Linked DNA regions of Homo sapiens: region 2 is linked to region 1. A link is a contact called in ENCODE Hi-C or POLR2A ChIA-PET data. All regions are on one chromosome and are shown on one strand. Each heading gives the region's core, a stretch centred on a gene start or an enhancer-like site at or near the end of the contact. The rest is flanking DNA. Distances are from core to core; before and after follow the strand shown.

Region 1 (4,742 bases), core at 949-3,448:
TAAGTGATCATATTGGCTTGCTGTCTTTGTATTAACCAGATGGTTGTGAGACCACAGTCTCACTTTGGACAGTGTAGCCATTGGCTGGAGCCATATGAATTCTGCCTGAAGTGAGGGCAGAATCAGATGAAAGTGGCTCACCTAAGACCCTCAGAGGAGCCAAAAGACAAGTAGTGAAGGCAGGCCTTGATAGAAGCTTTCCTTGAATCTTTATATCACTGTCTAAATTCGTATTTAGAATAGAAAAATACAATTCCTACATCCATGCTAGTATGAACTTTGTATAGTCAAGGACCAAAGAAATGGTTTCAAGGTAGTATCCTCAAGGAAAGCTAATATATATCCCCAGAGACAATATCCCAGTGGAAAAGGATTACAGATAACAGGTTTTAGGGCCATAACTTTTGGTCCCAACAGGAATTTATAGATTATAATGAGCTAGATATGCTAGAATATTTCAGTCATGAAAATGGTGTAAAACCTTTATAAATTTGCCTGAGTTTTCTTTTTATATTTTGATTTCCTCAGAGAAAATGGAATTTCATTTAGAGTGCCTGGGAGTAGATAACAGAGTGCTTAGAACATGCCTCTGACACTCAGAATAAAAGCTTTCTCTGCTTCTGTGACATATTCCTGCTATTCTTCCTGGTAACTGAGGGGAGGACAGACTAAGAGGCCCAATTTAGGACTGGATAGATGATAGTCTATCTTTCTCCAGAATCAAACCACATGTAACACAAGTTGGCAGAAATTTAGACTTTGTAAAGCAATGTCTAAATTTTCCCACCATTTCCCAAGGTGGGAAAATGGTAAAGGTACCATTTTCCCATGAGCTTTACTTTATTCCATACCCTCCCTCCCCCACTTTTTCTGAGACAGGGTCTCTCTTTGTCACCCATGCTGGAGTGCAGTGGTATGATCTCGGCTCACTACAGCCTTGGCCTCCCAGGCTCAGGTGATCCTCCCACCTCAGCCTCCTGAGTAGCTGGGACTGCAAGTGTGCGCCACCATGTCCAGCTACTTTTTGTAATTTTTTTAAGAGGGGGGTTTTGCTATGTTGCCCAGGCTGGTCTCAAACTCCTGAGCTCAAGCCATCCACCCACCTTGGCCTCCTAAAGTGCTGGGATTACAAGCGTGAGCCACTGTGCCTGGCCTATACACCATTTTGACCTGCCTCTTTCCTACTTAGAATTCAGGCAGCCTGATTCTTAATGGGACACCCTCTTTATGACTTAGGGTGCACTCAAGCCCATGACCCTTCAGCATATCCCGCCCACCTTTCCCCTTCCTTTGCTCATTGATCCAATATCCCATCTAAACCTCCAGGCCTTCTCCTTTATTATCTATTTTCTATATATGGCATAAGAATTGTCATAAAAAATCTTTCTTAAATTGAACTACATTTTCCCAACTGTTCAAATACTCAGGCATTCATTCATTTTTCAAGTTGTGAGACCTTTACATTGGAATTTTAAAAGTCATGTAAATACGAATGTGTACAAAAACACTGATATATGATTTATTACTGATGGTTTGGTTCCACCAATGAAATAAAAATTAGGCATGTCTAAACAAAGCTGTATAAATAAGTCAGTGCTGATACAGTGCCATCTACAATTAAATGTCAAAACAAGCTGTAATGATAATGTATTTAGTAAATCTTCAGGTTAACCTAAGAGAATCTCTATTTTAAGACCCTATTAACACAATTTTCCTTTTACCCCCCCGCCCCCTCAAGATATAAGAAATTGCCAATTCCATCACCCCAAATGTGATACTAAAACAGCATGCTTTTCACCAGGAAAGGTTTTCTGAGGATAAAAATGTGATGAGCCATTAGAAATTCACAATATGGTATCAAGAAAGATCTCAATGCCTATATTTTAGCATGATAGTTTATTTCTTTAAGAGAGAAGGAGCTGCTGTCTCCAAAGCAGCCATTCTTTAATCATGTCATTTGAAATGCACTTAAAGCTATGTCAAATTCATATAGGAAGTCTGGTTACCAGAAAATACACATTCACAAACAGGAAATCTAACTACAGCAAGAAGGTGTTTTCCCCCGACACAATAGAGTTCAAAGATGTGTCATCCATGTAATTTGGAGCAATACCCAACACCACTCTTATTGCTGAGTATTCCTCTCTCCCCTCTCCTATATTATGACAACTCGTGATTATAGCATTACGTTTTCTAAGCCTGTTTGGACTTGCTGCTCTTGCTTATACATACAAGCGACCTGCCCTTTTTCTGTGCATAGCTTTCAATCAGTAAGCATGTCAAGGTGGGAGGAAGGATGACAGGAATAGTAAAAGGGGGAAAATCAATTTTCAGAAAGCATATGGCAACAACTGAATATTTAATCAAATTAGTCTAGAAATTCCTTCCTATTTTCAGCACTCTTTGCAAGGCAGTTGCTTCATGGTGCAAAATGAATTTCAATAAATGTCATATATTTAGTTAGATGGCTTATTTTAAAAATTTGTCGAACAAGGTCACTGACTTAGAATAGATCTTATTCCAAGGTATGACAGATGGATATCAATATTGAATAGAAGAACTGACATTAGCTAGAAGTTTCTGGGCAGAAGAAAGAGTCATTCAACACTCTACAAAATACTTACTGAGTACCTACTATGTGCCAGAATAAAATGATGAATATTTGGGCTTTGTATTTATATTACAAAACAGAGAGGAAATGTGTCAAAATAATTTCCTTGGGGTTAGTAAGGATTACAACTGAGTATTACTGGTAAACAAGGACTTTAAAAAGTGCTTAAAATTTTCACATTGCATCATTCAAACATCCATACTGTCATGGTTGCAAGATTTTAGACCTAATCAGATTTTTGAGGATGCTGTTTATTGACGCTTAGCAAAAACCAACTTCCTATTTTTTTCTGGAACAAAAAGGCCTTACACAATTTTAGAGATCTCTTGGACATCAAAGAGCTTAGAGGGACATACAGTTTGTGAGTAATGATTTAAGATTTAGTGAATCAAAGACACATGGATTAAATTTCCCTTAAAAGACCCCTAGGTTTAAAATTTAATAGCTAAAATGCTGGTCTAGATACACTCTGGTCCCAATGCTGGTCCCAAGCAAAGCCAAAACCTATTTTTAAAGCTAGGTTGAATTGTCTTATGGACCCAAACCTTGGCTGGGTTTTCCTTTCCCACATGATTAGGCCTCAAAGGAGGCAACCTATCTCTAATAAATTTACCACTTCTCTTTTTCTCTGACTTGCAAAGACCATATTATTTCAAAGGTCTCAGCTTTGAATGTCTTTCTTTACATTTTTAATAAAATATTAAAAATTAGAAATCTTCCACGGTCTTATCAAACAGTTATTCCCCAAGTCATTCTTTTTTAAAAAAAAACATACATTTTCAAATTGGACCTGAGAGTCTAGGTGCTGCCTCAGAATTCCAACTATTAAGGAGTAGGAGACCATTTCAAAACAGGAATAGACCACTGATCTTAATATGTATACTGTATGTGCACTGTTTCATGATATATTATTATATTTGCATTTAAAATAGTAGGAAGAAATACAGTACATAATCTCCCTTTCTAACACAGTGGCCTTCTGGAGGGCTGCTAGCTTGGGCATTTCACTGAGATTTTAGGATTAAAGGAAACAAATTAGTGCACAACCTGTGAGCTTTTATTCCTTTGGAAAAATAGATTTTAACACTGATCTGATTGCTTTTAAAGGGCACTGGAAACCAGGAGGGCAGTGCATGTTTTGAATTTCAATGGCAGGGTAATAACAACGGGTGAAGTTCAGTCATTTCCAGAGACAGAGACAGAGAGAGAGAGAGACAGAGAGAGAGAGAGAGAAAGACAATATTCCAAAGGGGGAGTTTATCCTGAATCAGAGAACTTGGAAATGAAATTGATGCATAAAGCCATGATGGATTCAGGTTTCAGAAAACTACTACTTCAGTTTAAGAATGAAATAACTAGATTACCCTTTAGTTTAGAAACGTACATAGTTTGATGTAAAGTATGTGGGCTGATGAGTTTAGAAAAATAACCACGTGCCAATAGGAACTGACATAAAATATTGGTTTTAAAAAATTTGTTTAGTTAATTTTCTGAGAATTTTAGAAAATAAAATATTTTGTAGAAGCAGTCCTGGGGCTCTCGGGCCATGCATGCTGCTGCAATTGGGACCATCAGGAGCCCAATCTGGCTTGCAGACTTTCTGCCACTGTAAGCTGTATGGTGTTTTAAAGACACTGAGTCAACATTTTAAAATTGGGAGAGTCCTAGCTTCTCTTGAAAATCTGAAAGATACTACCACATGGGCCCATGCCATACACTGAGCCTCACAACAGCTCTAATCACGCCAAGCAGTGACTGCCCCTCTGCTTTTCCTAAGCAGTTTGTCAATCCCTAGTGAAATGGTTAGTTTTCCTCATTTAAGTTACCTGTTTGCAAATCTTGATACAGGATATAAATAGGGGAATAAGGGAAAAGGAAGAAAAGAGGAAGAAAATCCAATGCAGTGACTTAATACTGGAAAGGAAAAGGAAGGAGAGCGAGGGGGAAAGAAAGAAGTGCATAGCAGACAGAAGCTGCACACCATCAGCAACTGCCTCTTGCTGTCTTTAGATTTATACTATGGAAGGGATCAGTGAAAAAAGCCATGGGTATCCTTCTCAACAAATCCCACTGTGACAGGCTCACAGTGTGGAAAATAAGAAGGAAAATTGTCTGAATGGAGCAATATCTC
Region 2 (4,742 bases), core at 1,294-3,793, 410 kb after region 1:
TTTCCCAACTATATCTCACGTACAAACCCTTCTTCCATATTCTTGCCAAAGTTAGGTTTTTAAAATACAAATTTGGCCATGAATTTTCCACATCTTTATTAATTAAGACTTTCTGTTTTACTCGATTCCTTATAGTAGCATTTCCAAACTCTCTTATATGGAACACTAACTTTTCAAAATATCCGTGCAGCTAAAGGGATATTTGGTGAACTAAGTATGGGGAATTTTATCTTTATTAACATATCTTGCAGAACCATATACATTAGCACATTGAAGACTGTGAGAAGTTTTACAGAAAAAAAATTGAGCATTTCCCACACTTTCTTGAAAAAGAAAAATTTGTTTGCTAGTCCCCATAAATAATCCAATAAATAAGTGGTCTATGGAGTTAATATTTTATAAAACACCTTTGGGAAAATGTCACTGAGTATAGTCATACTCTTCAGCTAGCCTTACAGTGATACTCATACCCCACTTCCCTTCTTCACCAACCCAAAGTCCATTAGTCTTCCTGCCAATAACCCTCTTATCATCGGTCAGAACTGTTACTTCTCCCTGATGCTCATGTCTTCTTACTGCATAATGCCTTCTGTCTACAAGACTGTGGTGAAACTATGTTTGGAATGCCCTTTGCTATCCCAATTCCCACCCTTCTCCTCCTGGGTCACTTATTATCTTATTAAGACCCAGTTCAAAGGTTGCCCTCCTCCCCCAAGTCTTCTCTGCTCTCTTCTTCTCCCTTTTTGTGTCCCTCTATTGAGGGCTTATCACATTGCATATGATGGTCCTAGTCTGTTAGAGCTGCTGTAATAAAATACCATAAACTGAGTGGCTTATAGGCAACAGAAATTTATTTCTCCTAGTTCTAGAATCTGGAAAGTCCAAGATCAAGGCTCTGGCAGATTCACTACCTGGTGAGGGCCCACTTCCTCATAGTCATCTTCTCACTCTAGCCTCACAGGGTGGAAGGGGCAAAGGATTTCTCTCAGACTTCCTTTATGAGGGCGCTAATGCTATCCATGAGGGTTCCCCCATCCTCCACCATGACCTAATCACTTCCCAAAGGCCCACCTTTTAATAACCATCACCTTAGGGGTGAGGATTTTGGCATACGAATTTTGAGGGGACACAAACATTCAGTTTGTGTTTGACAGTTACTTGTTTGCATGTCTGCCTCTGTCCTCACTTGGTGAGCTTCTTATATGCCTTGTAAATATCACGGTATTTGGTAAGCTCTGAGTGTTGACTATTGAATAACTGAGTAAACACAGACTTGACATTTTCTACATACTGATTTAATCTGGTGGATTTGTTAACATCGGCTATACCTGGTGACCATATCAGATTGTTGGTACTGAAGGAATTTTTGTATCAAGCCCAAATTACAAGTAACCAAATAGAAATTTTTATTTTTCAATCCCCTTTTCTCATGCAACTCACCTGTATTTAGAAATGTGTGTTACAAATTATAAGAAGGAAATAACTTGATTATTTTATTTGAATATTAGTCAAAAGCAGCAGGTAACAGACATATTTCCATTTCATTTACTTTATAAGATTCATTAATTAAGAAGATATGATTATTTTATTGCTTAGTAAACAGAGCAAACTTTCTGGCATATATGTATTTTATATTTCTGAAGCATAACTAATTCTCTAATTTGGAAGAATATGTGAGTTTGATACATCTAGCTTATAGTATAATTCTAAATTTCTAGCCACAAATTTTCCAGTTTTTCCGTTCATTCAGTATGTCGTCACTAATCTTTTTTTCATTTCAGATATTTGGGTATCTAATGATATTTAAAAAGAAAAAAATATAATATTTGGTTAGTACAGTGTGTCTAGTTTTTTTGAAATTATATTTAGACCTTGATAGTCTTAATTTATTTTTCTAGATAAATGCATGTTACTGCATTTAATAGTAAGAAAACCCATTTTCCTGAACTTACTGTAAACAGGTGAATATATGGTGATAAACAGTGTTCTTGCATCATCTATGACTTTTGTAAACACACTTTGTCTTGTAATATTCTTTACCTTCTTTCAGTTAAAGATGTGATCTGTCAGATGCTTACATTTGTTAAACAACATTGACAAAAGCCTTAGCCTGTGACACTTGTGCATTGTCAACTTCATTTTCCCACTTTCCTTCGCCATGGGACTAGCTACTTCATTGCCATAACAGGAAAGCAGGATCATCTAAAAAAGCCAAGCTGTGGACTCTTTCCTCATCAGAGACCTCAGAGCCTGAATGAGTGCAATTTAGTTTCTGTCCCTTTGGAGACAGTTGTAGGGGAGTAAGCTTTCCGTAGCAGGAGAGACATGGTGATTTTTTCCCTATTGCACTCCAATTTTTCAAGAATGTGTTTGAAATCAGATGTCGAACTAAACTCTAAGTTTAGTTTTATTTCAAATACATTCCATACAGATTGTAGCACAGGATAGGGTATATTACTCAGCCTCCCTCCACACTGTGACTCATAAGGAAACCCCTTTTACCAGCTGCCAACAAATGAAGAGCTTGGGTTACCAGAGTTTGAGCAAGCACAGATGCAGAATGATCTGGAGCTGGGCAGGGACAGAGTGTGCATTCCAGGTTGGCAAAAGTGCACAGTTTACAATTGCAAGGCAAGGTTGGTGCTTGAGAACAGTCAAGGAGGCTGATAGATGCTTAGTAAATCAGGCTAAGAATGCATGATTTTCTCCCCCCGCATACTCCTAATGTGTTTTCAAAGCGGAGATATTAATTGTAAATTTTCCAAAGTGCTTTCTTTGTTGTTAATGGGTAAGCCATTTAAATATCTCTACAGCTGCATAGTTCTGATCCAACCCCCAAATCACAGCTAAACTTCTAATGCTGCAGTATGTGGTGGCTTGAATCAGCATTACCATACAAGGCAGCTTTGAATTCCTCGCAGTAACCTTTTATTACTGTTTTTAAGTTTCCCAAGCACTGCCAAATGTCTTGAACTTTGTGGAATGATTATAAACTTTATAAATATAAACCTTTGGTTCCCCTTTGAAATTCTGCTAAAGAAGGCCAAAATTATATTAACAGTGCATATATTTCAAAATCAAAGACCTGTAATACCATTTTGATTATTCACTCTTGGAAAAAAAATTGTTGGGATCATTGGACAATTGATAAAGGGGCATTGCAACAGCTGTGCTGACTTTCAGGAAAAAAAAATGATACAACCCAGAAACAATGTTTGGGCTGAAAAGCGGGCCTGCATGTCTGGTTGTTTGCAGATGCCTGGGATATTTAGAAAGCTGCCCCTTTAAAATCTCCAAAACATTTTGTTAGAAACACTTCGTAATGGAAGTATGTTGCCCTTGGCACCTCGGCAGAGCAATTCTTGCTTTCATTTCAAAATATGAGAAATTTCTTTAGAAACAGAAAGGGTTTTGTCTTTTGCAAGCTGACATGATGCATGGCCCAGAATCAATCCGATGTGGAGCAACTCCTTAAGGAGAGAAGAGCTTTCTCAAAGAACAGGCTACAGCTTTTGGAAGCTGCAAAGGCACATGGAAGAAATCTCTGTGAAAGGGCAAGCAAGCAAAAGAAAACTATTTCTATGTGGTGCTGACATCGTGACCTGACATAGTTCATATGAAAGGGAAGAAGATATACATTCAGTATTAAGTATGTCATGGTGAACACAAATTCACACTTTAGGCCTTGATTGTCAGGGTGTGAATTCCAGGTCTTTTACTTCTTAGCTTGGTGGCTTTCCAAATTACATAATCATAATAATTCTACTGCCCTCAGTTATTCTATCTGTAAAATGATAAAGTACCTACCTCGAAGGGTCGTTGTGAGGATTAACTGAGTTTGTATGTATAAAGTAGATATAACATTGACTAGAGCCACTTTTTGAAATAATGCTAAGAAAATTTTAAATAGAACAGAGTAAGAATAAACTTTATCTTTAAAAGTTTTCCAGTAAATTTACTCTCATATGATAATACTTGCCCTAACACACACACACACTCGCTTGCTCTCACACATGCACACTGCTCACACACGCTCACACACACTTGCACACACACTCGATCACACACACACAACTCACTCGCTCACACATGCATGCAAGAGATGATAAAGAGGTCATTCTAATGTTTTTTCCTCTCCTATTTGTAAAATCTATAAGTACTTTGGAAAAGGTTCTATAATTATCCTGCAAAGTTCTTCTGGATGGGAATAAGTCATAGAAATTCCATTTCATTTTATAAGTTAAGAATCAAGAACCCATCTCAGCCTTCGATGAGAATACTGAATCTTCCCTCTGAGGTGCCACCCTTTAAGGCAGGGGCTTCACCTGCCATGTTTGCCATCTTATGCCAGCCATTGGAATGGGCAGAAGGGAGTGCTTAATAAAGATTGAGTGGTGATGATAATTCATAATAGTGTTTCATAGTTCATTACCTTACGGATTTTGCAAAACAGCATATGGTATTTCCCAGTAGAGGCAAATGCTGAGTGCTGTGCCATTTGGTGAAAAAAGGAGCATGACATGGAAAACCAATTCAAAATGAAAGCACCTCATGTTGCTGCGGACCTATGCTGTCTTCCAGCTCCTCTCTTCCTTGCTCCCATTTCACACCCATCCTCAGAACTTTGTTTGGACCAAGGGAAAAGAGAGAAAATGTGTGTGGGATAAAAAAGAATGTACTATATGACTTTGTCAAGCAGAGCTGCCAGTACTCTTATCTCCTTCCTTACAATTCTCTCTTAC

What was found. Hi-C counts contacts between places; a loop is a spot of excess contacts on that map. ChIA-PET counts read pairs that join two places held with the same protein, here RNA polymerase II (POLR2A). Pooled maps may share reads with other maps.
Region 2: a loop to region 1 is called in a map of mammary epithelial cell, with 4 times the contacts of the local background. The contact joins two enhancer-like sites. A Hi-C loop is called at or near these places in 2 of 168 maps with a recorded cell type or tissue (cardiac septum and mammary epithelial cell), 1 of 37 single-sample maps with no recorded cell type and 1 of 50 pooled maps. POLR2A ChIA-PET finds 5 or more read pairs at or near these places in 4 of 52 experiments (A549, BJ, PC-9 and 1 more).

What each region holds. Positions count from the first base shown.
Region 1 is chr7:116,677,072-116,681,813 of GRCh38, reverse strand. All of the region lies in intron 1 of MET (MET proto-oncogene, receptor tyrosine kinase), which reads right to left. The region is part of intron 1 of COMETT (cytosolic oncogenic antisense to MET transcript); the gene reads left to right. Among named protein-coding and RNA genes, the nearest start is that of MET, 7.2 kb to the right of the region's middle. RefSeq lists a silencer at 2,196-2,707. Within about 2 kb of position 2,198, at least 2 of the 41 ENCODE cell types and tissues checked have a DNase peak (open chromatin) inside an H3K27ac peak, as active enhancers do; they include mammary epithelial cell, where a contact is called at or near this core.
Region 2 is chr7:116,269,957-116,274,698 of GRCh38, reverse strand. No RefSeq gene overlaps it. Among named protein-coding and RNA genes, the nearest start is that of TES, 62 kb to the right of the region's middle. Within about 2 kb of position 2,543, at least 19 of the 41 ENCODE cell types and tissues checked have a DNase peak (open chromatin) inside an H3K27ac peak, as active enhancers do; they include mammary epithelial cell, where a contact is called at or near this core.